Linked DNA regions of Mus musculus: all the other regions are linked to region 5. A link is a loop called in an ENCODE intact Hi-C map of the cell type or tissue named here. Cell type or tissue: gastrocnemius. All regions are shown on one strand. Region 1 overlaps 1700012I11Rik (RIKEN cDNA 1700012I11 gene). Region 2 overlaps St3gal1 (ST3 beta-galactoside alpha-2,3-sialyltransferase 1). Region 3 holds the start of 1700012I11Rik (RIKEN cDNA 1700012I11 gene). Region 4 has its middle 210 kb from the start of 1700012I11Rik. Region 5 overlaps St3gal1 (ST3 beta-galactoside alpha-2,3-sialyltransferase 1). Region 6 overlaps Ccn4 (cellular communication network factor 4). Region 7 overlaps Zfat (zinc finger and AT hook domain containing).

Region 1 (4,000 bases), 130 kb before region 5:
AACTGAATATATATGAACTTATTCTGAACTCAGAATTCAAGTCAGTCTCTGAGGAAAAAGGTCCATTTCCTACCAGACTGAGTGATCCATCAACTGACTATAGGCCCCTGGTAGGGATAAGCCCATCCCTCCACACTGGGTCCCACATTCTCCAGAGAGATGACTTGGACTCTCTATAGAGTGGATGCTCACAATCATCCATTGGATAGAGCATGAGTTCCCCAATGAAGGAGCTAGAGAAAGTACCCAAGGAGCTGAAGGGGTTTGAAGCCCCATAGGAGGAACATCAATTTGAACTAACCAGTACTCCCAGAGCTCCTTGGAACTAAACCACCAATCAAAGAAAACACATGGGGGAACTTGTGGCTAAAGCTGTATATGTAGCAGAGGATGGCCTAGTAGGTCATCAATGGAAGGAGAGGCCCTAGGTCCTGTGAAGGTTCCATGCCCCAGTATAGGGGAATGCCAGGATCAGGAATGGGAGTGGAAGGGTTGGGGAGCAGGGGTGGGGGGCGGGGCGGGGATAGGGGATTTTCAGAGGGGAAACTAGGAAAGGGGATAACATTTGAAATGTAAACAAAGAAAATATCTAATTAAAAAAAAAGATTTAGTATTAGTACAAACAGAGTCCAGGATGCCCTACTCCACCTTGTTCCAGCCACTATCCTTTCTCCTTCCACTTTGCCTGGCTAACTAACCTTCCTGGGTGCATCCATAGCCAGCTGCACTAACAGTACAGCTCTACCCCTCACGGATGAATCTGACCTCCTGCTTCGAACAGGATCAACATGAGAGGTAGCTTCGATCTTCTCCTCCACCACTGAGCCCATGGCAGTGAGTGAGTTTGGTTTCCTTATTTGCAAAAGGAAAGAAAAGTAAAATGACTTTGTTTTGATGATTAAGTACAATTGCATATTTGGATAGTGTCTTAGTCAGGGTTTCTATTCCTGCACAAACATCATGACCAAGAAGCAAGTTGGGGAGGAAAGGGTTTATTTGGCTTACACTTCCATGTTGCTGTTCATCACCAAAGGAAGTCAGGACTGGAACTCAAGCAGGTCAGAAAGCAGGGGCTGATGCAGAAGCCATGGAGGGATGTTCCTTACTGGCTTGCTTCTCCTGGCTTGCTCAGCCTGCTGTCTTATTGAACCCAAGACTACCAGCCCTGAGATGGTCCCACCCACAAGGGGCCTTTCCCCCTTGATAACTAATTGAGAAAATGCCTTACAGCTGGATCTTATGGAGGCATTTCCTCAACTGAAGCTCCTTTCTCTGTGATAACTCCAGCTGTGTCAAATTGACACAAAACTAGCCAGTACAGATCGCTTTTACTGAAAGCCCTAACATGTAATAGTTCGCTATAAGCTTTTATTATATATCCTGTCCATTCTCTATTCCATGCATTCCATCAGACTGCAGTGGATGGATAAGCTCCATATGTGCCTGCAAGCTAGAAACCCCACATGTCATGCAACCCACTCCTCCCTCTCTTAACAGCTGGTCCTCAGGCTGCCTCTGCCCAACCCCTCCCAGAATAGACACGGAATGCTGGCTGAGGGTGTCCCTCCAAATAAGTCCCTCACATGCAATGAGGACCGGTGGGACTTCTGGCATTTCCTCCTCTGTCTCTTTGGGTGAGGAACAGGAGAGGACCCTGGGCATCTGGCCATTTCATTTAGCATTTTATTCATCCCCTGGCTCTGGCTGCCAACAGCATCTGGTTGCTGTCACCGCATAGACGACGGTTGGGTCCCAGGCTCTTTGACCTCCCAAGGACTCCGAGCACTGACTGGACTTATCAGAATGCTGTGTTCTGAGCCAAAGAGTTCTGCCAAAAATGAAGAAGAAGCAGTCTGAACCCAGTGGGAAACCCAAATGTGGATGGGGAACTAGGCATAGGGGTTGGCTCCAGCCAAGCTCAGCTGCCCAGAAAATCCCTTGTCTGCCATGGCCTCCCCTTCCCAGGCTGGGTTGTGAAGAGTTAGGCAAGCACTGGAAAAGGGAGACTTGATGTGCCAACCTTCTTGACCACAGAGAAATCCTGTCTGCAAGACCACTTCTCTGTCATGATTCTCATTGTTATGAGTTGATAATTAACTAACAATCCTACCTCATTGTTTAATCTCCTCCAGGTGCGTAGAGCAATACTAGAATCTCCACCATTATGAAAAAGGGAAAAAAAATAAACAGTCAAAAGAAGCCACTGAACTCGGTACTTTCAAGTGCGTTTGCCTTTGAAAGTAACTGAAATCCAACCCTTTAGAGGCTGAGTGAGCTTCCCAGTGGCTCACTCTTCCGGAGCTGAGCCGAAATGCAAAGTCACTTTCCCATAACTGAGAATCCACCTTTCTATCTTTGTATATACTTCGTTGCATTTTTCTACCTTTGACTTTTCCAAATAAGCCTACAGGAAGCATCTGTAAGCAAGATTTCATGTATACATCAATTTCTTTTCTCTGGGCTGTGTACCTTGGGCTGGAACTAATGAATCATATGGAAACTTTATAGTCTGAGGACTTCCAGACCCTTTTACACTCCAAGCCGACATGTGTGAGGGTCCTCGTATCTCTAAACCTCATTGGCATTTTTATCTTCTGTGTATATTACAGCCTGCAAGGATGTGCAGCCAAGTGCCTCGGTGCACACTATCTTTAACACTGGCCTAGAGTAAGTGGTACAGAGCTTCTTCTTGGGTGCTTGTTAGCTGTCTGTATTGCTTTATAAGAGTTCTTTCTCTTTCTCCGATATGCTGTTAAGTTCCTTATGACAACTCCCATTCTGTATGTTAGTTACCACTAGTCATTCCTAAGCACAAATGTTTAATTTTTAAAGAAGCCAAATCTATCTACTCTTCAGTGTGAGCTCATGGTATCACGCCTAAGGAGGGTTTACCTAATCAGAGGTCATGAAGATATACTACTTTTTTTTTTTATCCGTCTCCTGGCCCTTTCTCATGGGTCTATTAATCATTTTGAAACAAGGTTTGTGGGTGGTGTGAGGAAGTCGTTCAACTTCACAGTGCTGCATGTGGATGGACACTTGGCCCTTATTGTTGTTGAACAGAATGTTTCTTCCCCGTGTTGAACTAAGGCGCAAACGAACTGACCAGACAAGACAGGGCTCTGCTCTGTGCTTTCATTGTCTTCTGCTGATCTGCACACACTCTTGATGACTGGGCAGGCTCCATGGCTTCTCTCCAGCTCGGTGTCTGCAAATTTTGGAATTCAGAAGCATAAGTTCCCCAACTCTATTCTTCTCCTTTTTTTTTTTCAGGATTGTTTCAGATGTAGTGGGTCCTTCGGTTTCTACCTCATTCTAGGATCCGTTCAGTTTCTTCAGAAACTAGTAATAGCAATGCCAGCGAGGTGTGTGGCTAATATGAAGCCCACTTGAAGGACCACCACTTGGCTGGGAATTTTAAGTCTCCAATCTATGAGCGTGAGAAGCCTGGCCACTTAGGTAGACTTTGGTTCACAGTGTTTTGTGGTTTGCACAATGTAATTTTTGTACTGTTTTTGGTAAATTTGTTTCTAGATAATTTCTTCTTTTTATTTGTTTCTAGATAATTTCTTCTTTTTATGCTGTACTATAAGCAAACTGTTTTTCTTAATTTTATTCTGTGAATATTCATTGATTGTTATAGAAATATATTTGATTTTTTAAATGTGATCTTGTACTGCACAATCAGGATGAATTCATTGACTAGGTCTCAGAGTTTTTAGCAGAAACCTTAGGATTTTATACAAATGACCACAGCATATGCAACTAGAATACTTTTAAAGATATACTTTTTATTTATGTATATGTATATCTGTCTGAATATGTGTATACAGGTACCTAGAGGGACCAGAAAAGACCATCAGATCCCCTGGAACTGGAATTTCAAATGGTTGTGAGCTGCCCAAAGTGGGTGCTGGAAACCAAACTTGGCTTTTCTGCCAAGGCTAGCAAATGCTTTTAACCACTGAGCCGTCTTGATAGCCCCATGGAGATGTTTTTA
Region 2 (4,000 bases), 64 kb after region 5:
TGGGATGGGGGTGGCAGTCACCTGTGTCTTCACATTTAATAGCTGGGTTTGGTGACCAGGGAGCCAGCGTGCTCAGCTAGAGGCAGTGGAGCCACACTGGCCATTCCCTCTGTTCTCTCCCCCAGAGGCTCCAGCGGGAGAGGAAACCCAACAACCTGAGCGACACCGTCAAGGAACTGTTTCGCCTGGTGCCTGGCAATGTGGATCCTATGTTGAACAAGAGGCTGGTGGGCTGCCGACGCTGTGCAGTTGTAGGAAACTCCGGTAACCTGAAGGACTCCTCGTATGGGCCTGAGATCGACAGCCATGACTTTGTGCTGAGGTGAACACTGGACCCGAGCCCACAGTTCCTCAGAAGTGTGTGAAACACCTTGGCTGAGCTCAAAAGGCCAAGGTTCAAGGCTGGCCGCCCTCTGGGTCTTAGTCTCTTCATCTTTTCTTACCAAGGTGGACTATAATAGAGGGTGTTGCTAGAGATTTTCAATGGGCTGGGGGACTTGGTACCTAAGATCTATTGCATGGCAAAATTTGAAGTCTGGTTCTGTGACTCAGATCTGCCCTCAGCTTTCAATCTAGACCCTGAACCAGAAGCGTTTAATGCCCACTTTGCTTCTTCTGTCCTCAAGTGGAATTGTCATCTCAGGAAAAAGGACCATACCTCCCTTGAGTTTATTGTAATCCATACTCAGAATGTTCTGGGACAGAGAACATAATTAGAGGTGGGACTCAGTATACCCCCCCCACCCAGGTATCTTCTAGAATCTAGAACAATGTTATTTCTGTGTCTTTGACTTCATGTCCATAGGCCCCTTTCCTGGCTCTCAGTGTACCTAGTATCCTGAGGGGATGGCCATGATGAGAGGCAGAGTCAGGCTCAGGGTCAGGCAGACCTGAGTTCAAAGCTATCGTTTGGTAGACAGCTTATCTGGATACCGAAAAAGGCACACCTACTAGGTTACCCACGACATGGGTGGTCAATGATCGGAGAGCAAGACCCACCCAACTTGCTTTTATAAATAAATAACTAAATGCCTTGGCCTCTGTTTTGCTGGATTAGGGATGGAATTTGGCTATGCATGCTAGGCAAGCTTTCTTCCTCTGACCTGGTTACTTCCCACACCACAGGCTGCCCTTGAACTCACCATCCTCCAGGCCGAGCCTTCCAAGTAGCTGGGATTTCAAACCAGCTCGTCCAGGTCTGTCTGGCCTATGTCTACAAGGTTCCCATTGTACACACGGAGAAACTGAAGCCTAGGGAAGAAGGGAGTCACCTGCAGTTACCACACAGGTGACTCCAACTCCAGCATCCTTACTGAGTACCCTATTTTTCTCCTCTCCCAGGATGAACAAGGCACCCACAGTGGGTTTTGAGGCAGACGTTGGGAGCCGGACCACCCACCATCTCGTGTATCCTGAGAGCTTCCGGGAGCTGGGAGAGAATGTCAACATGGTCCTGGTCCCCTTCAAGACCACCGACCTGCAGTGGGTGATCAGCGCCACCACCACAGGCACCATCACTCAGTGAGTTCCTCTAGGGTCTGCCCTATGTCCAGCTGTCTCATACAACGTATCACTCCTGCTGGGCTGTTCCGTAAGGTTCCTCTTCCCCGTGCCTCCTGGTACATATGTGACAGGTCCTAACTGACTGGTCCCCTCACCTCCTAGCATCATCCATACTCCAAACTTTGTGCTATAGTTTGCTTCCTTCAAACTCTCTGGAATCTCTTAGATGAACCCCAGGAAAGGACTCAGCATGTGGCAGCTCCCTGCTGCTCCTCAGTGCTGGGGGCCCCCTTTGCAGCATAGAACAGGCAGGAGCTGCTGAGTGCATACTTTGTGGCTAAGTCAACGATTGGCTCTCCAACAGTAAGTGCTGCCATCTGCTCCTCAGGCATGGCGCCTATCATTTGAAACTTAGCATCTCTCATTTGATCCTCCCAGCAGTGCTTCTCATTAGCTCTGGCCTCCAGGGAGCAACCATAGCAGGGGCCAAACCACTTGCCCAACAGTGAACTTGACCCAGAGCCCATGCAACCATCTGGGTCTAATTCCTCGGTCCCTGACTTTTCTCAAAGGGGAGTGGCTTCCATTTCCAGATGTCCACGTAACTCCTAGTCCTAGCCCTGGTCTCCCAGGAGGCAGAGCCAGAGTCAAGAACTACGGGTTCCAAGAACTCCGTGCCTCCAGGGTAAAGAGTGCAAGGGAAGGGCTCAGCAAGAGATTGGGCCAGGCAGCTGGCTCAAGATTCTCCCCTGATACTCTACAGCATGGAGAGCCTAAATTGCACAAGTTAGATTCCATGTGGTAGTGCATTTTAAACCTTGATGCTACAGCCCATGTCTGCTTGCATGAGCTAGAGACAGCCATAGGTCACCCGTGTCAGTTCCCCAGCATCAGCCTGAGCCCCACTACTGAGCACAGATGTTCTGGCTCTGGAGAATGGAGTCAAATATTCCTAGGCCTCTGAAAGGCTGTGCTCATAGCAAGTCTCCATTCTGGCCCATCAAGCCATAGAACTTTCTCTCTTTTTTTTTCTTGGATATTTTCTTTATTTACATTTCAAATGTTTCCCCTTTCCAGGTCTCCACTTCAGAAACCCCCCTACCCCCCACCCACCCCCTCACCTCTATGAGGGTGTTCCCCCACCCACCCACTCCCATCCTCCTGCCCTGGCATTCTCCTACACTGGGGCATCGAATACTCTCAGGTCTGAGGGTCTCTCCTCCCACTGATGTCCAACAAGGCCATCTTCTACCACCTATGTAGCCAGTGCCATGGGTCGCTCCATGTGTATTCTTTGGTTTGTGGTCCAGTCCCTGAAAGTTCCAGGGGGTCTGGCCTGTTGACACTGTTGTTCCCTCCATGGGGCTGCAAACCCCCTCAGTCCCTTCTCCAATCAGGGACTCCCAAGCTCAGTCCAATGGTTGGCGTAGAACATTCTCAAACCATCTAGAGTCACACCCCGATGGTTCTGCTGGAGAAGGAGCTATGCTGGGGCAGGAAAATGGCTTCTCGGGGCCTAAGCCTCCCTACCCATACCACACTGGCTGTGTCACTCTCCACACTAAATACCTTAAATACCTCCTCTTTCCCATCTGCAGCACCTATGTCCCCGTGCCCCCGAAGATCAAAGTGAAACAAGAGAAGGTAAGAGGCAGCTTGGGACCTTCCTACTCTGCCCTGATTTTTCCAAGATTTGGTGCTATGATGGTGCACTGGGCCACACAGAGTGCCCAGGCCCTGGGCATCTTTGCTGCTAAGGACAGGTCTCCAAAGTGCATCTCCAGAATAGCAGAACTACCTGGGAACTTGCCACAAACATGACCCTCTAGGAGTACCCAGACCTACTACAGCCAACCCAGGGTAGCACCCTGGAGGGTGAAGGCAATATAAGCTTTGATGTTGGGTATTTTGGCTTTTTGTTTTGTTTTGTTTTGTTTTGTTTTGTTTTGTTTTTGAGTTGTTCCTGGAAGCTTCTCAAAGCCACACTCCCCTCTCTCTCTATTCTCACCCTATCCTTTCCAGTGAGTCTTTGTTCTGCACTGGCCCAGTCCTGGGCAAAAGCAAAAACAGTGCAAAAACCCCACCATATACTGTCACACTTGAGGAGGCTCAGAGAGGGCCAGTAACTTGCCCAGGGACATAGCCTACCTCGATCATGCTAGGACTAGATGAAGTCCCTGTGTGCCTGCGACATGCTGACCTTGGCCTTGGGCACCACTGTCCCAGAAAGAAGCCACAGGCATCTTCTAGAGTGGGTCTTTCTGCTATGACCCCAGTAAACCTGAAGCAAGGCTGAGAAACAAAGAGCCCTCCAGAGACCTGCCTAAATCCTTTGTTGCTCCCAAAGTCCCCTTCACTGTCCCCAAAGCAGCCACAGGGGTCAAAACCAAGGCCATGCCTGTCACAGGGAGACCTCCCTGGATGTGTAACACTAAACCTGCTGCTTAGCCTTTCTGAGCCCTAGTGACTTCATTAGGCGAAGAGGAAAGCCTTGCAT
Region 3 (4,000 bases), 52 kb before region 5:
CTAAGGGTCCAGGCTTCAGTGGGCAGAAGATAAAGGCCAGTTGGCCTCAGGTCACCTCTTCTGGGTCATGAAGTTTGGATTTATTTGAGATCAGCTAAATGAGCCAATGGAGAAACATCAAAGCTCCAGTAAGTAAGATCTGTTATTGCAAAGTCACTACAGCTTCCAACAGCGAAACCCACCACTGCAACTAGGTTTCTAGAATGTCCTATAGGATAGAGTGACTATGGTGAACAACACTTACTCGGGTAATTCAAAATAGGTCCAAGAGAGGACTCTGAAATGTTAACAACACTCATCAACATGATAAACAATTCAGGCAATAAATATATTAGAACCCTGAATGTATGCATATGGTACACATATGATAAAATTTCACTTTGTACTCACAGATGCAAGCATTTGTTATGTGTCAATTTTATACACACACACATATGCACTTTATAATATAAGGCATTTTTTAAGCCTTTGGCAATCAGAACTGGTCTCTGTCAACAGTACTTTATTCTAGTGTGAGTGAAATACTTTCAACCACATAGAACATGACATTTAAAATATATAATAGAACCATACACCAGACAATTCTTACTTGGCCCCTCTTGGGGGAAAAAAGTGTCTTTGTGCTCTCCACGTTTTTCCCTATTATTTTTCCTCAGATCTAGCCATCCTTCAGGGCATATGTGTTCTAGGCCTCTAACGAGATGATTGCCCCACTCTTAGGGGTCCGTTGAGACCCCTCTGCCTCACCAACCTGCATTATATGAATTGTCTTGAGCACAGTACCACCAAACCCAGACAGCACTTGAGTCAAACATCATAAAATTATTATTTCCTCATTAAGACTGGCTTCCATACAGCCCCGGATAGCCTTGAGTTTGCTTTGTAGCTAAGGATAACCTTGAACTCCCGATCTTCCTAAATGCCGGGATTACACGCATGCATGACCATGCCCTACTTTGAGATGCTAGGGGTCAAGCCCAGGGCTAATGACAGTCCAGTACTCTGTTAACTGAACTGAATTCCCAGCCCACTGAATCAGTCATTTCCTCTGGTATGTAAGAATGAAAATGAGCCATGAGGCTCCATGGTGGCTGAAACATAAATCAGGAAACTTGAGAGGTGACGGCAGCTGCATAAGGTTGGAGTGGTGAAAATAGAAACTGTTCCCACCCAGGAAACACACTGAGAATAGGCCATAGGGAATCCAGGCTCTGGCTCCAGCCATCCTGAGCCCTGCCATATTCCTATCCCCTGTTCTAAACACTGTAGTAAAATAGATCTAAAAAATTCCATTGAGGGGTTTCTTCCTGCCTTTGGCAGCTTATGTTCCCAAATGAAAGATGTGTCACATAGCCGTTTTGTTTTTAAATATGCCTTATGCAGTACTGTAGCTCGGCAACTGCCTACCCTCTATGCTGTTGGTTATGTAAGTGAGGTTGAGGTTTCCTGGACTTGGGACTGTGAGAAAGAGTAATGGGAAGCAAGAAGCCACCACGGGCTAGGAAAAGAACCTGTGAGAGATGAGAAAGGAGATCCACCATGACCTAGGGGCCAAGGTGTCCCAGAGGGCTGCCTGGTTGCAGTTTAGAGGAGTTCAGATGGAGCATAATAAATAGTGACTAATAGTTTAGGATTATCTATAGAAAGGTAGATTCTAACAGCGTGGAGGGTAGGCAGCTGCCAGCTATTGTGTTGCATAAGGCATACTAAAATATAAAGCTTTTGTGTGTGTGTGTGTGTGTGTGTGTGTGTGTGTGTGTGTGTGTGTGTTTATCTGGGAACATAAATGGTCTAAGGTGGGAAGAACACCACCACCACCACCCCCCGTGCCGAGGTTTTTTAAAAATATTTTGTACGACAAGACACTGCCTTCATTTCTTCTCCATCATTTTCTCTCTTGCTTTTTGAACAAACTCCAGTTGGATTCCTTCCACCTGTGCCCCAGCCAAGTATAATTAATTCAATTTGTGAACAGACGTGACTTACATGCGTGCCTCTTTCACCTCTAATTTCAGAGCATCGCCTTTGCAAGTGTGGCCTGCCCAGCCAGCCTCGCTGGAAGGAGTCTTCCCTAGAACAAACTGCAGAGAATCAGTGCTTCCGGGAAGCAATTTGCTCGAATGACTCTTACCCACAGTCAGCCACCAGCAGAAGCTATCTTTTTATCAGCAGGCCTACAGGTAGCCCAGCCAGCAATCCACCCTATCACTGAATGGGAAGATGTTGGCATCAAAGAGATCTGATGAACAGGAATTACCACTCTGCTTCAGGTGAACTTTACATGTGACTAATTGCTTTAAGCCTCCATATCCTGGTCTTTCAAGTGTTGCTAATAATAGGCATGTGCCTTCTAGAACCTGGGGGAAGATCCAAGGCGATGGTGCCTGTGATCTCACTTGGAAGGCCTTCTGGCATACAACAAGCATCACATAAGTGACACCTCACATTGCCAGACAGAAGCTAGTCTTCTAGGTTTCTTAAGCTAATGATCATGTCTGCAAGGTCAGGTTCTCCACATGCCCTCCTCCCAGCTACTGTGTCCCCTTGGACTGTGTATTACAAATATGTTGTTATGGTGTTCCTGCCCCGAGCCTTTTATCCATGCCATTCATTTTGCATAGCCATAGCCACAAAGGGTATATCATCACCATAGGCTTGTGCTGTAGGAATAGAGGGCCACAAAAACCATAAAGGATAATAGAAGCCAAGATTTGTTTCTGGTTGTGTGCTAACCCATCACCCAAGACAATCTTTTCCAAGTCTCCTACTCAGTGCCCAAAACTACAGGAGATCCCAAAGCCCTTACATACTGTTTTTCATATTCATACCAACCTATAAGGAAGCCATGTCTATGAATCAAACCCACTTTGAGCATAACAATTATCACCAATGATAAAATAATTACCATGGTAGTTTATAGCAGAATGTATTTGAACCTTAAGAGTTTCTTACTTCTGAATCTTTTTATTTAGTGTTTTCAAAGTATGGTTGATCAGGGGTAACTGAAATCATAGAGAGAGGAATCACAGATAAGGATGGGTAATAATATGCATTGCAAACTGCAAGTGAGATACGTCTCTGTTCCACATCTCTTCATTCCAGGAGCAATAAGCACCACCTAGGCAGGACAAATTTGACTTGTGGCCGAGAGAAAACACATTTAGAGAACACTTCCAGACATTTTCAGGGGATCATGCAATCACATCCACTTCCACTGGATTACCACATGACTTTTTTTTTTTCAATTTTAAACCTACAGCAGATTGGCTTCGTGGGCACGGAACCCTGGATGGCAGAAGGCTGACTGAACTCTCTCCACATTACCAAATTACCTGCTTCAATACTTCTGATCAAAAAGCTTTTCAACTGGTGGCCATTTCTTCCCCTTGACATTTGTCATTTTCCAGATGGCAGTTTTGATTGTGAGGAAAGAGTAAGGACAATGTTGAAAACCTATAACGCCTCAAACAGCCCCTCTCTGCCAACAGAGAATGAAATGACTCAAAATATCAACAATGCTATGGTCAGTGCTTTGGTTTTCTTTCTGTCACTGTGATAAAATATTGACCAAAACCAACTTAAGGAGGAAAGGGTTTATTTCATCTTAAAGCTTACAAGCCATCATTGAGGGAAGCCAAGGCAAGAACTTGTGGGGCAAATTGAAGCAGTAACCATGTGCGAGTGCTGCTTACTCCCATGATTCTCCAACTCACACTCAGCCATCTTTCTTTTACTTCCCAGGACCACCTAGATTTAGAGGTGACATCACCCCTAGTGACTGGTTCCTCCCACATCAATAATTCATCAAGAAAACACTCTGCAGACTTATCTACAGATCAATTTGATGGATGTATTTTCTCAATTGAGGTCCCTCTTCCCAGATAATGCTAGCTTGTATCAAGTGTCAAGTTAGCAAAAACAAACAAAAACTAACCAGAATAGTTGGGAATTCTTGCTCTTGGCTGTGTACATTTTTCTTGAAAATAGAAATCTCAGCTAC
Region 4 (4,000 bases), 260 kb before region 5:
ATAACCTGGGTAAACCAAAATAAACCCTTTTCCAAAAGAGTTGCTCTTTGTTGGTATAATGTATCATAGCAACAGAAATGAAATTAGAAAAATGCTAGTGAAGAAAAAAATAACAGGGTGAATACAGAGACCTCAAGAAAATGTCCTGAGGACATTGTTCTCATAATCTATAATCCTTCTAAAAGCATAAGAAAAGCACTTAAAAACACAGTATGACTTTTAAAGGCATTCAATTAGGTGATCAATTATATTAAGATATAAAATATATGATAATGAGACTGTGCATCTCAGACACAATCAAAGGAGTTATATTTTCTTATCACCCCTAGAATTTCAGTTCTTATTTTCATGCCAAAACTGTTTACTAGTGAACATGGAGGTGACCCATTTCTTTTACTAATTTACACTTATCTAATTCCCTAGTAACTAATAGTCACTCATTTATTCAGTGGACATTGACAGGGGTCTACAGTAACACATGCCAAACAGAATATTTTTTCATCAGATAGCAGAGTGTCCAGGATATGCAATTATGAGGAAGATCAAAGAGTGCACAGTGTCAGCAGATCATCTGCTGGGTGGAAACAGACCTGCATCATCAACCATTATAACTACACTCATGGTGACTGTGAACTTTGAAGGAGGGATTACTTGGGTGATATTAGTGACAGTAGACTTGGCATTATGGTTAACCATAGGCTCCATTTTTTCCTGACCATATGAGTTGGCCACTAGTCACCAGGTAGGTCAGAGATGTCTGCCTTTGGGCATCACTAGAAAGATCAAAAGGCATTCTAGTAGGGACTTCTTTGCAATGTAAGTTCAGAGTCAGGGCCGAGAGCCAGTGGAAGTGAAGCAGGAGAGCAGCTGTCACTATTCTCCAGAGTCCATTAGGAATAAAGTAAATACTTTTTGAAGAAATGAACACACCATGTGTTTTGTGGACTAGGTGGCCAGAATGGAGGTCAGTGGTCCCCTTTGAACCCCACCTATCCCTGCTGGACTCATTCATGCTCTGATTCCACATGCACCAAAATTCCTTTCTTCAGTCTTGCTATCTGTCAACTTCCACAAATCTCATGGAAATCACATCAAGATGTATATATGTATATTTAAAATGCATGCATATGTGCATGAATGCATATATAGGGTTAAAGCAATATATCATTTTAAGTTTTAGTCCAGAACACTGTGATCAAAACTGCTTTTCCCCTCAGATTGAGAATTAATAAATAAGAATAACCATAAAATAGCTAAAATTAAAAAAAAATCATTGGGGTTGGTTTGATATTCCTTCAGAAGGACGAAACAGAAAAATCCCAAAAGCTAGGTATCTTTTCTGAAGAGTTATTGTTTAAAAGCTGACCTCATGTTTTGTAGAGTTTGGTGCTGTAGCTTGTAAACACCTAATGCATCTAATAGTCATCACTTTTGACACAAAAGAGAAGACTCACCTTAAAGGTTTTGTTTGATACCATGAGTCCTCATTCTGTGGAATTTGGTTTTTCTTTTTACTACCTAGCACCAGGCCTTGCACTGGCAATTATACAGTGATTTTTCACAAGGTCCAGTAGGTGGCGCAAGAGAGCAGGCACTCTGGCCAGTGGCTACAGTGAGGCTTTGGACAAGTTGGAAGCTGACACCTGAATGTTAACTGTCCTCCTCAATTAGGTCAGTCACACATCCATTCAAAGCACATATTACTTCTGTAGTCCTGGCTTGAGGTTTGGGCAGATACACTGACTCTCCGAGTCTCAAAGAACAAGGCCTGACTAGAATTTACTACCTATACAAACATCTTAAAGTTCCATTCTTTTAAGGGACTATGGAGGACGGGTAGATCTTGTTAGGTAAGGGAAATGGAATGGTTATGGATGGATAGGGGGGAAGGATGGAACCAGAGAATCAACTTGGGAGGGGGAGGAGAGAGGGAGACAAAGGAGGGATTATGGGAAAGACAGGGGGACCATTTGAAGGGAAACCTATTATAGTAGAAGCCTCCTAAAATATGTGCATATATGAAGACAATGTAAATAAAATATCCAAGTAACAGGGAGAGAGACCCCCAAGTGAAGATCTCCTGTCACTCAATGAAGCTCCCAGTACTATGATTGGCTTACATCTAATTGAGTTGTTGGTTAAAAGGTTTCCATGAGAACCTGCACACAACCCAGGCTGTTGCCAAGAGAAGTTGGCTCTCCACAAACTGACAGCTAAAGACAACACCAATACAACTCGGGGAACATGAAGTTGAGTTGGTGTCTAACACACAGCCTTAATCCCTATGTTCTGGCATCTTTGCTGCAGTACAGTAGTACTCTGTACACTACCAAAAGAGACACAGAAACACAAACCCAGCCACAAGTGCTTTGATCTACAATACTGTTGTGCCTATGAGATATGTTAGGGCAATGGTGGCAGAAAGTTTCTGGGAGTAACAAGCCAACATCTAATTTGACTGATTCCATCAGATGGAACCCTTACCAATACTGCTTAGGTGATTAAGAACCTGAAATACACACACACACACACACACACACACACACACACACATGCGCACGGGCACGCAAAAATGTTCATTGCAATGAGGCATTGGTCATTGGTCTGTTTCAAGGCCTCTGGCTTCTGCTACATCATCAATACTGTACCCTCACTGAGACTCCTCTTGGATATCCTGTCGTTACCCTGTGTCACGGAGAACCTGCAGCTTTGGCTCTGCAGGACTGGTCCCTTCATGAGCTCCAGCATTTTATGGATGGAGTCGATATCTGAATAGGCCAACTCAAAGCCCTGGATCTGGGCCTGGGTGGTAGCTGAATTGCTCTTCTATACTTGCACCACCAATGCCAGCTTTCCAGCCCAGGTGAGAGGAGGGTCTCCTTCTGTGCATCTATGGACATCCACATGGCCCCAAGCAGCAGCCTAGAGCAGAGAGGTTCCAATGGCTTTAAGAAGTAACATGGGCCATGAGTATCAACTCAGACCTCTACTGATGCAGAGTCATGGACCCATACTCTGTGGCAGCATGGGCCTGAACATCACCATGGCCTCTGGCAACAAGGACAGGATACTCACATCAGGCTGTTTCTCACTATTCTCGTGTCTCCACTTTAGTCTTTCTTCATAGTGAACAAACAGCTCCTCTTGTCTTTCTCTTTCACCTCTTCACCGTGTACTTGACCATTGTATTGGTGACTGACCATGTCACATGGAGATAGTTACTCTTAAGCTGAGGTTGACCTGGGAGTTTATTATGTAGCCCAATCTGGCCTAGAACGCTTAAGGATCTTCCCATCTCAATGTCCCACATTACAATCATGATCTACCAAACCTACTTATGTTAGAACTTGTCTAGTCACTCACTCACTCACTCACTCACTCACTCACTCACTCATTCATTCATTCATTCATCCACTCATTCACTACTTGTTTATTCAAAATATAAGTGTTCCGGATACTGGCACAGGTAAGTTGCAATCAGTGGCTTCATTTAATTATGTATCCAGCACCAACTACATGTAGATCTCTGCTGACTCATGTGCCCATTTCATGGAGAAAAGGCTACAGAAACCATAATCAGTTTATCACATCTCATCTAGTGAGTGAAAGCCTTGTGCCTGGGCTTCAGTCTTTGTGGCAGCTATGACTGAGGAGGTCTCCTTCCCATAGCATCTTTGACTGCAGACAGCGCTTTTCTAGAACCAATGATGGTTTACTTAGCAAATGCATTCATCACTAGGTATAACCTCTCAGGCTATGATAATGGGATGTTTTGAGAGCCAATTCCTCCGTAGATTCTGGCTGCAGCTCCAGTTCAGTTACTAATCATTGTCTGTTTTGTACAGACCCTGGCCAAGCTGTGGATGCACCACCTGGCAGATTCACACAATGGTCAGATAGGTCAACACAAGATGAGGTTTACCTCATCAACATGAGATGATGTCCTCAAAGGCATCAGCCAGGAGCTGAGCCTCTCAAGAAATAACATTTTGCCAAGGCT
Region 5 (4,000 bases):
AGGAGCGTGAGGTTTGAGCTGGCTGGGTAAGTATCCTGAACACATCTCCTTAGATACCTCTCTGAACCTCTTCAGTGCCCCCAAAGTCCGGAGTGTCTCTGGCTTTGGTAAGTACGCACCCAGCTGGTCCCTGTCCCGGTGCCCCAGGGACGGCGCCCCCTCGCGAGTTGGGGCTGGAGAAATGTTGCTTGTGTTCTCTGAGTACTGAGGTGATCGTCCCGACCCGGGCACAGAAGGGGTGGGAAAGGGACTAGAAAGGTGTAACAGTAGAAATGGGACCAAAGACCCTAGGCGCCAAGAGGGAGACACAAGGAGAGAGATCTCTGTCTCCGCCACGGTGGTCTTCTACCTGCGGGTCAGGGAGGAGACTCCAGCTCTGGGGCTCCAGGCTCTTTGGCACTTACTGGAGGAGCCTGCCGGAGCTCAGTGAAGAGCCTATGGCAGTTGTAGCAGTGGCTCCCGGAGCGGCCGTGGTGACATTGCGCCCAGCACCGCAGTGGATCCCCGCCCGGGCCGCGGGTAGGAGACTCCATCAGGCGCAGATTGTCCCCACTCTCTAGAGAAGCGGAGGTCTCGGGCTGGGACACTGGGGACGCTTGGAAAGCGTTGGTTTTCCAGACCAGAGGTCTGGACAGTGTCCGGATGGAGTCTCCCGATCAGCTGTGGGCAGGCGCGGACCCGGGAGGAGGCTGTTGGTCCCCGGGACACCTCTAATACCGCCCCGTTTCGGATCTCGGGGAGAAGTTGGAGCTTAGGACAGCACAGCAAAAAGCGGTGTGTCAGAAAGTGGGTAGATGAGGGTGGTCAAAGTGAGCGTGGCGGTGGAAAGTCTAAACTTGGAATCTGCTCCAAACCCGTTAGGCGCCGCAGCTGCCAAGAAATAATGGGACAAAAGTTAGCAAAGTCTGCATCTCTGTAGTGTGACCTGCGCAGGGCATGGTCTGCTGCTTTGATATGTGCACGGGGTGGGCAATGGTGACACCGGACAAAGCGACTTGGTTGGAGTACTATTAGCTCGGGATTCGGACCTTTGCGCAAGCAACTTTCAGCCCTCGTTTTTCTACGCGTGGGTGTTTGAGTGTGACCTTGCGGGAGGCAGCGCGGCTGAACTCGAGAAGGGGATTAAGTCTCCCGGTGCCTGCCTCGTAGTACAGGTAAAGCGTGGGGCCCTTCGCCTTGCTTCACCGTGGAGTCTCAGAAAAGGTGCCCGAACCTCCATCCATCTGCTGGAACCTGGAGTTTCTCCAGCCTTTTGCACAAGGGTCCTAGCCAGCTTCTTCCTCCAGCAGGAATTGGTGGCGCGCTCCATGAGAGACATGTGCGCGCCCAAAAGCGTGCGAGTGGGTGGGAGTTGGGATGGTCAAGCCATCTCGGAAGCTGATTGACTCCCGGAGACACTAGTGACCCTCCCCCACCCCCCACCCCCCAGGACAGGAACAAGCTCGCACAGTTGCTACATCAGGCATTTGCCAGACTTTCTCTGTGTTTAATGGGTAAAGCCTGTCCTCTCCCAGTTTACCACTGTCTCGGGTCCCCACGCTTCCATGGACTTGTGGTGAGATGGAGCGCCCACGCCTTCCTGCTGCAGGTGAGGGGCGCTCCCCAGCAGAAAGACTGCTAGGATCAGGGGACGATCTCTGCCACCGCTTCTGACTTGTAGTTGATGCTAACACTGTGCGCACTAAAAGGGCCTCTAGAAGGCGTCCCGAGTCCGGACGCCCCTTGTCCCTTTCCACGATTGCTACTAAATTAAAATTCATCCAGTGACTTCCAGGAGAGCGCTGAGCACCCACCCTGCTAAACCAGAGTGTGCAGTTCTGGAAACTGCGGGCGGTGTCCCTAGGTTTTCTTTCTTGGATGATGGCCCAGAGCGCCCCCAGGTTTGAAAAAGAGGGATGCATTGCCCCCTGTCGGCTGCTTTGGATAGAGCGGTTAAACTAAGCTGTGAGAAAGGGTGACCAAAGCCACTGGGTTGGGCCCCTGCGCCTCTGCACTTCCCCTTCCTGTCCCAAACACCAAAGCCTAGTCATTTTCTGAACTTTCATGATTGGCTAAAAGAAAGAAAAAAAAAAAACTAAAATTCTCCATCTGTGTCTCCTGTGTGTGCCTAAAATTGGGTGTAAGATGAAGAACTTCGCTTTGAACATATGACTTAGCCTCTGAAAACCACAGCTTCCATATCTGTAAAGCGGAGCCATTCCTACGGACTCCAAAGAGTCCTGAAGAACAGATATTATGTATAACTGTGTGTAGACATATACTGGGCAAACAGGCTCGAAAATATGCTTGTGTATATACATGTACGTGAACAGAAGCCAACTAAAGAATAAAAGGATGGATAGAGGACTTCTTCCCTGTCCTTTCTGACATTTCCTTTCCCTGCCTTTTTCGTTCAGGTCATGCTGGCCAGCAAAGCCACAGCCTGGACTTAGCGGGGCCTTCCCCACACTGGCTTTGACCAGATCTGGGGCTAGAAAACAGGAAGTGTTGCTTGACGTGACCACAGGGGTTTCTTCGGGAGTGTGAGCACCACTCTTTTTGGGCTCTGGAGCAGTGAGCACGAGCTGACTTTTTCTGAGCTATTTGTAGATGGCTCTGAGTTCATTCTTCAGGTGCAGGCTACCAGCACCCTTCCCATGCTCCTCCTGAGGTTGGGGCCTCTGAACAGTTGGCTGTCACTAATGTTACAGGTTCTTGAGTCTTCCTTCCCCTTGGGGAAGTAGTTTGTGGATGGGCCTAAAAGAAAAGGATGTCCCGGATCCTCAGTGTGAGTTTGTGACAAGTAAATGTCCCTCTCTCCTCCTACCAAGCAGCCTGTCTTGTCGGAACTCTATTCTATAAACAAGGGTCAGGCAGACCTCTCCAGGAAGGAGCCTCCAGATGTGTGCCTTTGATACCTACCCCTATCAATTTTACCTGGCTGGAATTGCTGACTCAAGGGGTCTGTGTTTGGACAGAGCTTTACTTTGTAGAAGCTGAACCTTAGCTTTCATCCTAAGCCATTCCCGGTCTCCATAAAGCAAACAAAACAGAAAAAATGTAATGTCTACCAGTCAGCTTGTCTTTGTACAATGGTCTCTTCTCCAGAGGTATTTCCCAAGGTCCCCAGTAAATACTCGAGATCCTAGCTAATATGGGGTGCTATGACAAAGTCCAGATTTTATATTGAGCAAAGTTAAAAGGTTAATGATAACTAGCAATGAAACAGAGCAATTATAACAACAATCAGCAATACAAGTTGCTTCAAAACTTATCAGTTTAAAAGTTCTAGAACTTTCTACGTAGTATTCTTTGAACTTCAGCTGATTGTAAGTTAATGAAAATGGGGAAGTGAAACAACTGGCAGGGGGTACTTCTAGAGTGATTACTTCCCAGTGACTGCTTTGTGCACGGAGAGGTGGCCTGGTTAGCGTGAATTCTAGAATCAGACTCTCAGGCCCTTTTGGATCAGTTGCATGACCCACATGGAAACTGCATTCCTCATCACTGGCTTGAGAACCCGAGAGCATGTCTGTTCTAATTCGGTCAGAAGAACATAGACATGAGCCCCATCAGAGCCTGTCTTTGAGTCTCAGTGCCAAGGCTCAATTGCTTTGCAACGTGCCACCCAAGCTATTCTGGGTCCTGGGTCTCTGTTTCATTCTCTGCAAAATAAGAAGCTGTGGCTCTCTGCTGGTAGGCACCTGGCATACAGCAAAACCTCTTCGTAAAGACAGTACCCACCTCCTTTAGGTTTGCTCGGATTCTGCCTCAGAACTAGTCCACTTGGGGAGACTGGAGTGCTACCCCAGGCTCCTCCCCTCTCACTGACAGAGTGACTTCCTGTCTTTCACTAGGTCAAGTTTTTGCCAGCAGTTCTCAATACTGGGTTTGAGAGATGAGGTCTGACTCCTGACTGTGCATTTATAGTAGTGTCTAAGAGGCTTCTGTGAGTAGATGTAAAGAGACCAGTGTGACCTCCTTGTCTACATGCTAAAAGTGATCTTAGACATTATTCTAT
Region 6 (4,000 bases), 270 kb after region 5:
CAATAAAGCCAGAAAGATCAAGGAGTTCAAAGTTCAGAGGAATCAGAACAATTCTCAGCCAGTGAAGTACTGGGGCCTAGTATCCACCTTGGTCCATCTTGGCTTCCTTCTTTCCTTGGTGTCTCCATGGTCCCAATAGTACCTGTGGTGGCACTGGGTTATGGAAGAGAGAGAGAGCTGGATTTGGGCTATGCAGACTCCAAACTCTTCCTTCACAGAGTCTTCTGTACCTGGTGGAATCAGATAACTCTGTGTGTGTGTGGGTGTGTGTGTGTGTATGTGTGTGTGTGTGTGTGTGTCTAGGCCAGAAGACATCCTCAGCTCTTTTTTTAATCAATGCTACAGACCTTGGTTTTTGTTTTTGTTTTTGTTTGTTTTTTGTTTTTTTGGTTTTGTTTTGTTTTGTTTTTGTTTTTTGTTTTTTGTTTTGAGACAGGGCCTCTCACCTGGATAGCAGGCAGGTGGAAGGACTCTGGTATCTAAGCACAACTCCTCAAAGATGCCTGTATCTCTGTAATCCATGTACATCCCAACCTGGATGACTGCCTTCCTGGCCCCATCTGAGTACCTCACCCTGCACTAGAGGAAACTGAGGTCTGAAGGGGAGAGGGATTCCCCTGCACCCCCTCTATGTTCCTTCTGGGCTGTTTCAGCCATTAAACAGATGTTCATAGAGCTAGCATGTAGCCTTCTCTACATGCCAGAGAAGACAAAAATGAGAGGATCCTGTACATGAAGCTTATGCAACATAATAGGAGAGACAAGCATTAGAAGTTATGAATCATAGCATAAGGCTCTGGGTGCCGTGGAAAGTGCAAAGAAGCTCTCTGTAGTTTGGACCAGGAATAGCTCTGGCTAAAAAGGAGCAGAGATGAACTACTGCATTAATCTGACCTGCAGGTCCTGGTCCTGGAACATCACAAGTGCATAGATACTGATGCAAAGAAAAGAAGGCCTAGAAGCTTACAGAGTGACTCTGGTCAGCCTGCATTGCCCATAGCCTCTATTTGAGGCCCAGACATATCACTTCCAGGATTAATTTAGGGCTCAGCTTGGTGCATCCTTTCCTTGCCTCAAGGCATCTTCTCTATGTCTGAGATAAATGTCCCTACTCTCTATGACCTGTTATGCCACTCTGAGTTCTTAGTTACTAGATGCTTGCAGTGTGCATGGAGCAACAGGCTGCCTTGACACAGTGGCTTTTCTGTTAGGGTTTTGTTTCTCTCTCTACCTGAATATAACACACAGTGCACAGTGCACAGTGTAGGGTTCTCTAGGTTTCAACTTGCAGAGGGATAAAAGTGCTGTGGGATTACTTGACATCATATTCTGAATCAATCTCTTCTCTCAGGGTTAAGCTTGGGACTCAAGAAGAATACAGAGTCCAAGAGGGTTAGATGGGGGTGTTTCCAAGTGGGTTTAGAAACACATATCAGCCCCTCTGAAGTCTGTAACTGGGTACAAGATGTCACTTTGAGAGCAGTTATGTAGGAACAGGTCTACTCAGTGTGGAAACACAGGGATTTAGCATATGAAGAACACTTAGAGCATCCCTCCCCAAACCTGTGCTGCTCATTGAACAGCTAGAAGCTGGTGCACCAGACTCTATGAGAACATCAGCGGCCTCATCCCTTTATCCCAGGTAAGCAGTCTCAATAGGCAGCCTTCTTTCTTGGTACCTGCCTAGAGGCCCCCAGGCATCTGGGTAAGGAATATAGGAAGGGTTGCCTGACAGTGACTGGATGGGCAAAACCTTCCTTGGACCAAGTCTTAGCTGTTGGTGCCATCTAGTGGTCTCAAGGCTTCCAGTTCACCTAAGCAAGAGCTCCGCAGGCTCCCCCAGACTTTGATGTATGGCTGCCTGATTCCTGATGTCTTGCCCAGCTTTAATATCCAAGATGTATGACTACAGGGCAGTGATTAGTTCAGACTCCCAGTGATAACCCTCGGTTACATACACAGGGAACTTTTGCCCCTGAAAAAAAGGCTGTTTGGGCAGAGAAATTCACACCAGCTCTTTGGATAATGAATCTACAGATACTTACCAAACACCTACTGTGTGCTAGGCTCTGTGATGGGTTGAAGGAAGCAGCATTGCATAGAGTCACTCTCCTCACTAACATAACCAATGGTGATTTGTACATGATAACTGTAACCAAGGTGATAAGCACTACAGTGATGTTACTTATTCATTTTGTTTACTCAGCACAGCTCTAGCTTTGTGCTGGGTGCTGAGGACACAGTAGAGGGAAGCAAACAGATGTACTCGATTTCAGGAGTAGAAAGAAAAAATGTGGTGGGGGTACAGAGTGGGGCCAACTTCTTCCAGGAGGTGGTAAAGCTGTGGAAACCACGATGGAAGAGCAAGAATGGACCCACAATAAGGAAGGAGGGTAGGGGACCGAAGTACATGGAGCAGCCGGAACGCAAGGCAAAGTTGGTGGCGTGCAGTGCCTGGGGTGCAGGAGCATGTGTGCAAATCAGAGAGGCTGACAAGGCAGAGGCTGGCTGGCTGCTGATGCTTATAGAGTGCATCGGCCAAGAGTAGTCCCAAATGCCTCACTCACTGAGAGATTTTAGTGGGAGATGCTCGGGGAAGGTCTAGACTTGGAGTAAATCACAGTGAGTCCCTGTGCCAAGCCTTCGTTTATCATCATTCCCGTGGCACGAGGGTTTTCTGTCTGAGGCTTGGCTTTCTCCTCTGCAAGTGGCATTCTTACTTCCCCCCAAGGCTAAGTCTAGTCTCTAGTTAGTCTGTCTACTGAGGGCTACCAGCCCAGGGACACTTGAGATGAGCCTAGTAAAGATCTCAGACTACCTCATCTTCTGCATGGAGATGGACATATTATTTCATAGATCAGTGAGATGACTAGAGTACCTATCTGCCTCTGAACATGGATTAGAACTCAGATCTGTTGGACTTAGCATTTCCCCCATGATGGTCTATGGAGGGAGAATTTCCTGATGGAAGAAACTAGCTAAAAGGTACTCACTCAAGAACCATCTCGGAAGGCAACCAAGAGGTGCTCAGGAGCTGGTGAAATGGCTTAGCCAGTAAAAATCTGATGACCTGAATTCCACCCCTTAGAATCCACGTGTAAAAGACAGACATGGCAGCACGCAGTTCTAATCCTATAGCTCCGATAATGAGATGGACGCAAGAGAGAGGAGGATTGCTCTGAAGCCATGGACCAACCAGCCCAAGGTGTGTAGTGCAACAGACATGGCAAGAGACATCTGCCTCAACCAGGCAGAAGGAGCTGGGCACATAGTAGGTGTCAGTAAGCCCCTATCAGCAGAAATGATGAGTTCAATCTATATCCTCAAGTGAACTTTGAACTCTTAAGGGCAGGATTACCTTCTTGCCACTCCCCTGTTTTGTGGTATGAGTAAACACACAGGTTTCTGAGATCTCTACAGCTAATATTTATGGAGGGTTCCCTGCAGCACGTGAATATACACCAGCTCACATATTGTCTAACAAATTACAAAGTGGGCCTGCTGATTTTCCTCAGAGTGGTGAGGAACTGGGGCCCTTAGAGAGTCTTAAGTGATCTGCCAATTGGTCTGTAGAAGGTCACCTAAGGAGTCAGGGGAAGGGATCAAGTTCTTCTCTGCCCTAAGGTTTAGGAAAAAATGTTTTATATAATAATAATAATAATAATAACAACAACAACAATTATTAGTGTGTGTATATGTATATATATATATATATATATATGTGTGTGTGTCAGTGTGTCTGTGTGTATGCTACGTGTGTTCATATGCTCATACAGATGAGAGGAGGGTATCGGATCCCCTCCAGCTAGAATCATAGAGGGGTCATGATCTGCTGGACACAGATTCTAGGAACCAAACTCTGGTCCTCTGGAAGAGAAGTGAGTGCCCATTACTACAGACTACAGAGCCAGTTTCTCAGCACCTTCTCTAAAGCTTTTAAGTAAATAACTCATTTGCTTTTGTGAAAAAACCATGGGGAGGACTTCTCCTGGGGCCTCTG
Region 7 (4,000 bases), 1.1 Mb before region 5:
TTCTTCTCAGCTCCTTGAAAGTCATAGCCTCCATTTCTACCTGGTGATCCCTGATGCTGTTTTGTTCTAGTAGTTTCTGAATTGCATATGCCTTTTGTTTCCCCCCAGTGTGTGTGCATATGTATGTATGCATATGTGTCTCATTTGCCCATATATCTATGCATGCATTTTTGCTGTGTGTGTGAGTGTATGGATATGTATTTGCACAAACATTTACGCTTTACATGTGTGTATCTCAGGGGACTGAGCATGCAAGTGAGGAAGCAGGCAGTAGTGTTAGCTAGCCAGCTAGACTTAAGGGTCTAACTGCTGCCTGCTGTCTTCAGCATCAGGACTTTGCTAACCTGCAGTGTCTCCATCTCCTACTTGATTGCTCCCTCAGTAACCTCCCTAACATCCTTGTAGGGTCCGTGGTGGCAGGTGTAGTTATTACATCCAAGGTGAGTCTCTGTGTATTCAGAGAGGGGAATGTGGCTCAGTACACCTCAGTGCCTGTAGCCCAGAAACTACCCTACAGCAGAACGGACGTCACTCAGACAGAAACGAGAGACTCTTACCATCTCTTCAGTGGCAGATAAAATGTAAGTCTCTAAATCTCTTCAGGTCTAATTTCTCATCTGAACGATGACTAGCTCAAGCTGTTGGTTGGACATGCTTGGAAGTAGAAGCTGGTCTTTGGTTAGCCATATCCAAAGCCTGTGAAAACCATGCCAAAGCAAGGCGAGCTTTGACAGACAAGACACCAGCCTCCCCTGCCCACAGATAACCCCCGAGGTACCATGCCAGCCCAGTCCTGTTGATGCCTCAACAAATGCACACCTTTAATGTGTGGGATTACCAGGCATCTCAGAAAACGCTGATGCACACACCAACCTCTACAGCTCACAAAGTTAACGGCTTTATTAAATGCCAGGGAGAAATCCCAGAGGCGTTTCTCTGCTGAATTTGAATTAACAAAATAAAATGAGGAATGTACAATATCAGCTATAATTATGGCTGGGCCAACAGTGGCATTATAATTTTATGCATACACATTTCTTCCATGGTAAAATTTGACATGAAAATTTTAAAGTTATTTTTAAGCACTCTCAAAGTGAGAGCCCTGTGCAATGAAGTAAATTTACACGGAATAGGGTAATCACTGAAAAAAGAAAATGTGGCCCTTTCCATGGGAAACACGACAAACACTAACAGAGACAGGAATGGTCCCTGAACCCAGCAGACCTGTGGGAACATGGCATCATGAGGCTTCGATGCAGAAATCAATAGTGCAGTCCATCAGAAAATGGTGGAGACCACGACCCATAACTCACCTGATGCCCCTGAGCAGCAAGTTTCTGCCACGATTCCCACGCTGAAAGTAGAAGCAGCAGAAGTTTCATTGCCTGTTTGAGAGGGCAAGGGTACTGCCCCAGATGGCAGCAGAGTGCTCCCAAGTGCCCAAGTGGCTTTCTGGCTTTGCTCATCTTCCTTCTGAAGTAATCACTGTTCCATTGCTGGGAAGATACCATGACTAAGGCAACTCTTATGAAAGAAAGCATTTAGCTGGTTCTTGCTTACAATTTTGTTACAATAGGTTTAGTCTATTATCATTATGGTGGCATGTAGGCAGGCCCTGGAGCAGTAGATGAGAGCTACATCCAGAAGGAAGAGAGAGAACTTGGCCTGGCATGTTCTTTTGAAACCCCAAAGCCCAGCCCAAGTGACAAACTCCCTTCAACAAGGCCACACCTCTTAATCCTTCTCAATCTTTCAAATAGTGCCATCCTGCTGCCTAAGCACTCAAATATCTGAGCCTGTGGGCACCATTCTTATTCAAACCCCCACACTATCCCTCACATCAGTGCACATGGGCGCCAGTGCTGAACTTCCTGCTTAGCATTATTGCTGCTCTGCAGAATGGTGCTTTATAGCCTTCAGGCCGATTAAGAATAGGCCAGGCAGTGACTGGTTATGAGGAAAGTCTGTTCAGAGTTGACTCTGGCCTGACTCACCTGCCAGGGTTGACCAGGTGCCCCTGCGCTGCCCTGCCAGGACAAGTCCATCTGGCTGTGGATTTGATTGTGCCTTTGGATTGAGTTCCTACTGTGTGCCCACCTGCTGAGTGACCCAGTAATACCTTCCATGGCCTAGTCTTCTCATTGTCAGGTGGACACAAATGCCTCTCTTTGATGAGGTAAATGTGAAGGCTAATAAGTAGGGTCATAGGTCGAACAGTATCTGGCAAAGTCAGTGTGGTAGCTTTGTTTCAAATTTTGTTGTATTGCCACAGATGACCACCAGAGGGTGATGTTAGCACATATATTTGCGAAAAGTTATCCACCTGGAATGGTGGTTCACTGTTGCCTGGTTTTGAGCTGTCCCTAAGCTGTGTGGTGGGCGGAGATTAGTAAGTATATATGATTAGGGTAAATCCGCATCAAGTTATTTCCTGTTAGCAAGTAGTACTACACAGGGAACACAGCTCCTGTCTACTGTCTCTCCTAAGTTCTAATTATTCCTTTGATTATAATGCTGGTTAGGTTGGGGACAGCAAGACTCACATTTCCTCTCAGCACCCACTATGAGAAGAGCACGCTGACACCACAGGTCGGCTGATGTGGCAGGCAACTTGGAAGGCTTTGTTGAAGCTTTGGTGGTGTTATTATTTCGATGGGAGATCCTTGGCAGCTGGTTAACACCTCTCAGCCCCAGGCTTCTCTTCTGTAAGTGGGGATGGTGATGGTGGCGATGATTATGGTGATAGTGGGGATGATGGTGATATTGCTGCTGCAGCTGCTAGTATTGATTGTCATGAGGGTGATAATGATGGTGATGATGGTGGTGGTGGTGATAGCACCACCAATTTGGCTACTTCCCAGGACATCAGTGATGATGAAGTTAGTCACCGATGTGAAGCAGTATGTGGATATTATTTACTGTTGGAGGTAGCATAGATCTTATTCTGCAGCCAGGCTGGCAGGGAAGGTTGGGATGGCACTCGGGCTGTGGAATCTTGATGCATTGTTCTTGTGGAAGGTACATGGACAGTTGTAAAACACTGAACTCTGGGTAGGTAGGTCTTCTACCTACCCAAGTCCTCTACTTCCCCAGGTCTTCTAGTCATCTGGCTGTCTATTCACCTGAGTCCTCTACTCACTTAGGTCAACACTGACCTGGCCTACACATTGCAGCACTGGAATCTGCCGCCTGGAGGCTAGGCAGTCTGCACTTACCATGCCCAGAGTGTCTACTTGTGATACACATACGTTGTATGTCTGAAGTATATTTTCTCATTTAATCCAAAGCTGAGTTGACTTTGCAACTGGGAAATCAGTCTCCTCCTTTTTCCATTTGGGTCCTCTTATCAGTCTTGCCTGTCCCTGTGAGAGAAAGACAGGAAAAGACCCTTATGGAGCTCCACCTAGCTCTCTTCCACCAGGGCAACGTTTACATCCTTTGATTTGTCACTGCGTTCAGAACTGAACTTGGTCTAAACGCCTTTGTCAGTCTGGTGCCCAGCACTTCTAGGAATGCAGAGCTGTTAGGGACGTTGACGTCCACCTCAGGAAACACACTGTTGTTTTGTTTCATTGTCCATCTCCTCAGACACCAACTCAAGTGTGTATGTATGTGTATGTATGCATGCGTTTCTGTATGTGTACATGGATGTGTATATGTGTATAGATGTGTGTTTGCGTGTATATGTATTTCTTTGTATGTATGTATATTTCTGTATGTGTGCTTGCATGTGATTTGCACATTTGTGTATGTATGGATATATGTATGTATGTATGTGTTTGTATATGTGTGTATATTTGTGTTGTATATGTGTGTATGTGCACATGTGTGTCTGGATGTGCCTGTATGTATGTACATATGTATGCGTATCTGTGTTCACATATGTTTGTGCTTGTACACTTGCCTGTGCAAGTGCATAGGGAAGTTAGAAGTTGCCATCAGTATGCAGAGGTTCTTTTTTTTTTCTCAGAATTATTTATATTTGTATGTGAGTACACTG

The links. A loop is a pair of places that touch in the nucleus more often than their neighbours do. Peaks named below come from ENCODE experiments on the same cell type or tissue, not always from the same donor. Only the 100,000 strongest peaks of a DNase experiment are listed, where the experiment ranks them.
Region 1: it touches region 5 in a loop (2.3-fold over the local background); 5 of 42 quality-filtered maps call a loop at or near these places.
Region 2: it touches region 5 in a loop (2.6-fold over the local background); 9 of 42 quality-filtered maps call a loop at or near these places.
Region 3: it touches region 5 in a loop (2.4-fold over the local background); 7 of 42 quality-filtered maps call a loop at or near these places.
Region 4: it touches region 5 in a loop (10-fold over the local background); 32 of 42 quality-filtered maps call a loop at or near these places.
Region 6: a loop joins it to region 5, with 3 times the contacts of the local background. A loop is called at or near these places in 8 of 42 quality-filtered maps.
Region 7: a loop joins it to region 5, with 7 times the contacts of the local background. A loop is called at or near these places in 16 of 42 quality-filtered maps.

What each region holds. Positions count from the first base shown.
Region 1 is chr15:67,299,758-67,303,757 of GRCm38, reverse strand. The region is part of intron 5 of 1700012I11Rik (RIKEN cDNA 1700012I11 gene); the gene reads right to left. Among named protein-coding and RNA genes, the nearest start is that of 1700012I11Rik, 75 kb to the right of the region's middle. In gastrocnemius, no CTCF peak of the experiment used is centred here; DNase peaks (open chromatin) are centred at 1,727 and 1,884.
Region 2 is chr15:67,108,753-67,112,752 of GRCm38, reverse strand. It overlaps St3gal1 (ST3 beta-galactoside alpha-2,3-sialyltransferase 1), which reads left to right. Exons shown (of 9, transcript NM_009177.4): 5 at 126-322; 6 at 1,342-1,521; 7 at 3,102-3,147. Among named protein-coding and RNA genes, the nearest start is that of Gm31400, 59 kb to the left of the region's middle. In gastrocnemius, no CTCF peak of the experiment used is centred here; a DNase peak (open chromatin) is centred at 1,958; H3K27ac peaks cover 1,682 bases.
Region 3 is chr15:67,225,067-67,229,066 of GRCm38, reverse strand. 1700012I11Rik (RIKEN cDNA 1700012I11 gene) reads right to left here and starts at 2,298. Exons shown (of 9, transcript NR_045140.1): 1 at 1,987-2,298. In gastrocnemius, no CTCF peak of the experiment used is centred here; a DNase peak (open chromatin) is centred at 1,964; H3K27ac peaks cover 990 bases.
Region 4 is chr15:67,432,074-67,436,073 of GRCm38, reverse strand. No RefSeq gene overlaps it. Among named protein-coding and RNA genes, the nearest start is that of 1700012I11Rik, 210 kb to the right of the region's middle. In gastrocnemius, no CTCF peak of the experiment used is centred here; a DNase peak (open chromatin) is centred at 1,593.
Region 5 is chr15:67,172,658-67,176,657 of GRCm38, reverse strand. It overlaps St3gal1 (ST3 beta-galactoside alpha-2,3-sialyltransferase 1), which reads left to right. Exons shown (of 9, transcript NM_009177.4): 1 at 1-26. Among named protein-coding and RNA genes, the nearest start is that of St3gal1, 2.2 kb to the left of the region's middle. In gastrocnemius, CTCF peaks have their summits at 164 and 1,902; DNase peaks (open chromatin) are centred at 141, 524, 1,290 and 1,894; H3K4me3 peaks cover 4,000 bases; H3K27ac peaks cover 4,000 bases.
Region 6 is chr15:66,902,250-66,906,249 of GRCm38, reverse strand. All of the region lies in intron 1 of Ccn4 (cellular communication network factor 4), which reads right to left. Among named protein-coding and RNA genes, the nearest start is that of Ccn4, 13 kb to the right of the region's middle. In gastrocnemius, a CTCF peak has its summit at 1,794 (motif pointing left); a DNase peak (open chromatin) is centred at 1,780.
Region 7 is chr15:68,237,588-68,241,587 of GRCm38, reverse strand. All of the region lies in intron 1 of Zfat (zinc finger and AT hook domain containing), which reads left to right. Among named protein-coding and RNA genes, the nearest start is that of Zfat, 19 kb to the left of the region's middle. In gastrocnemius, a CTCF peak has its summit at 2,275 (motif pointing right); DNase peaks (open chromatin) are centred at 2,063 and 2,250.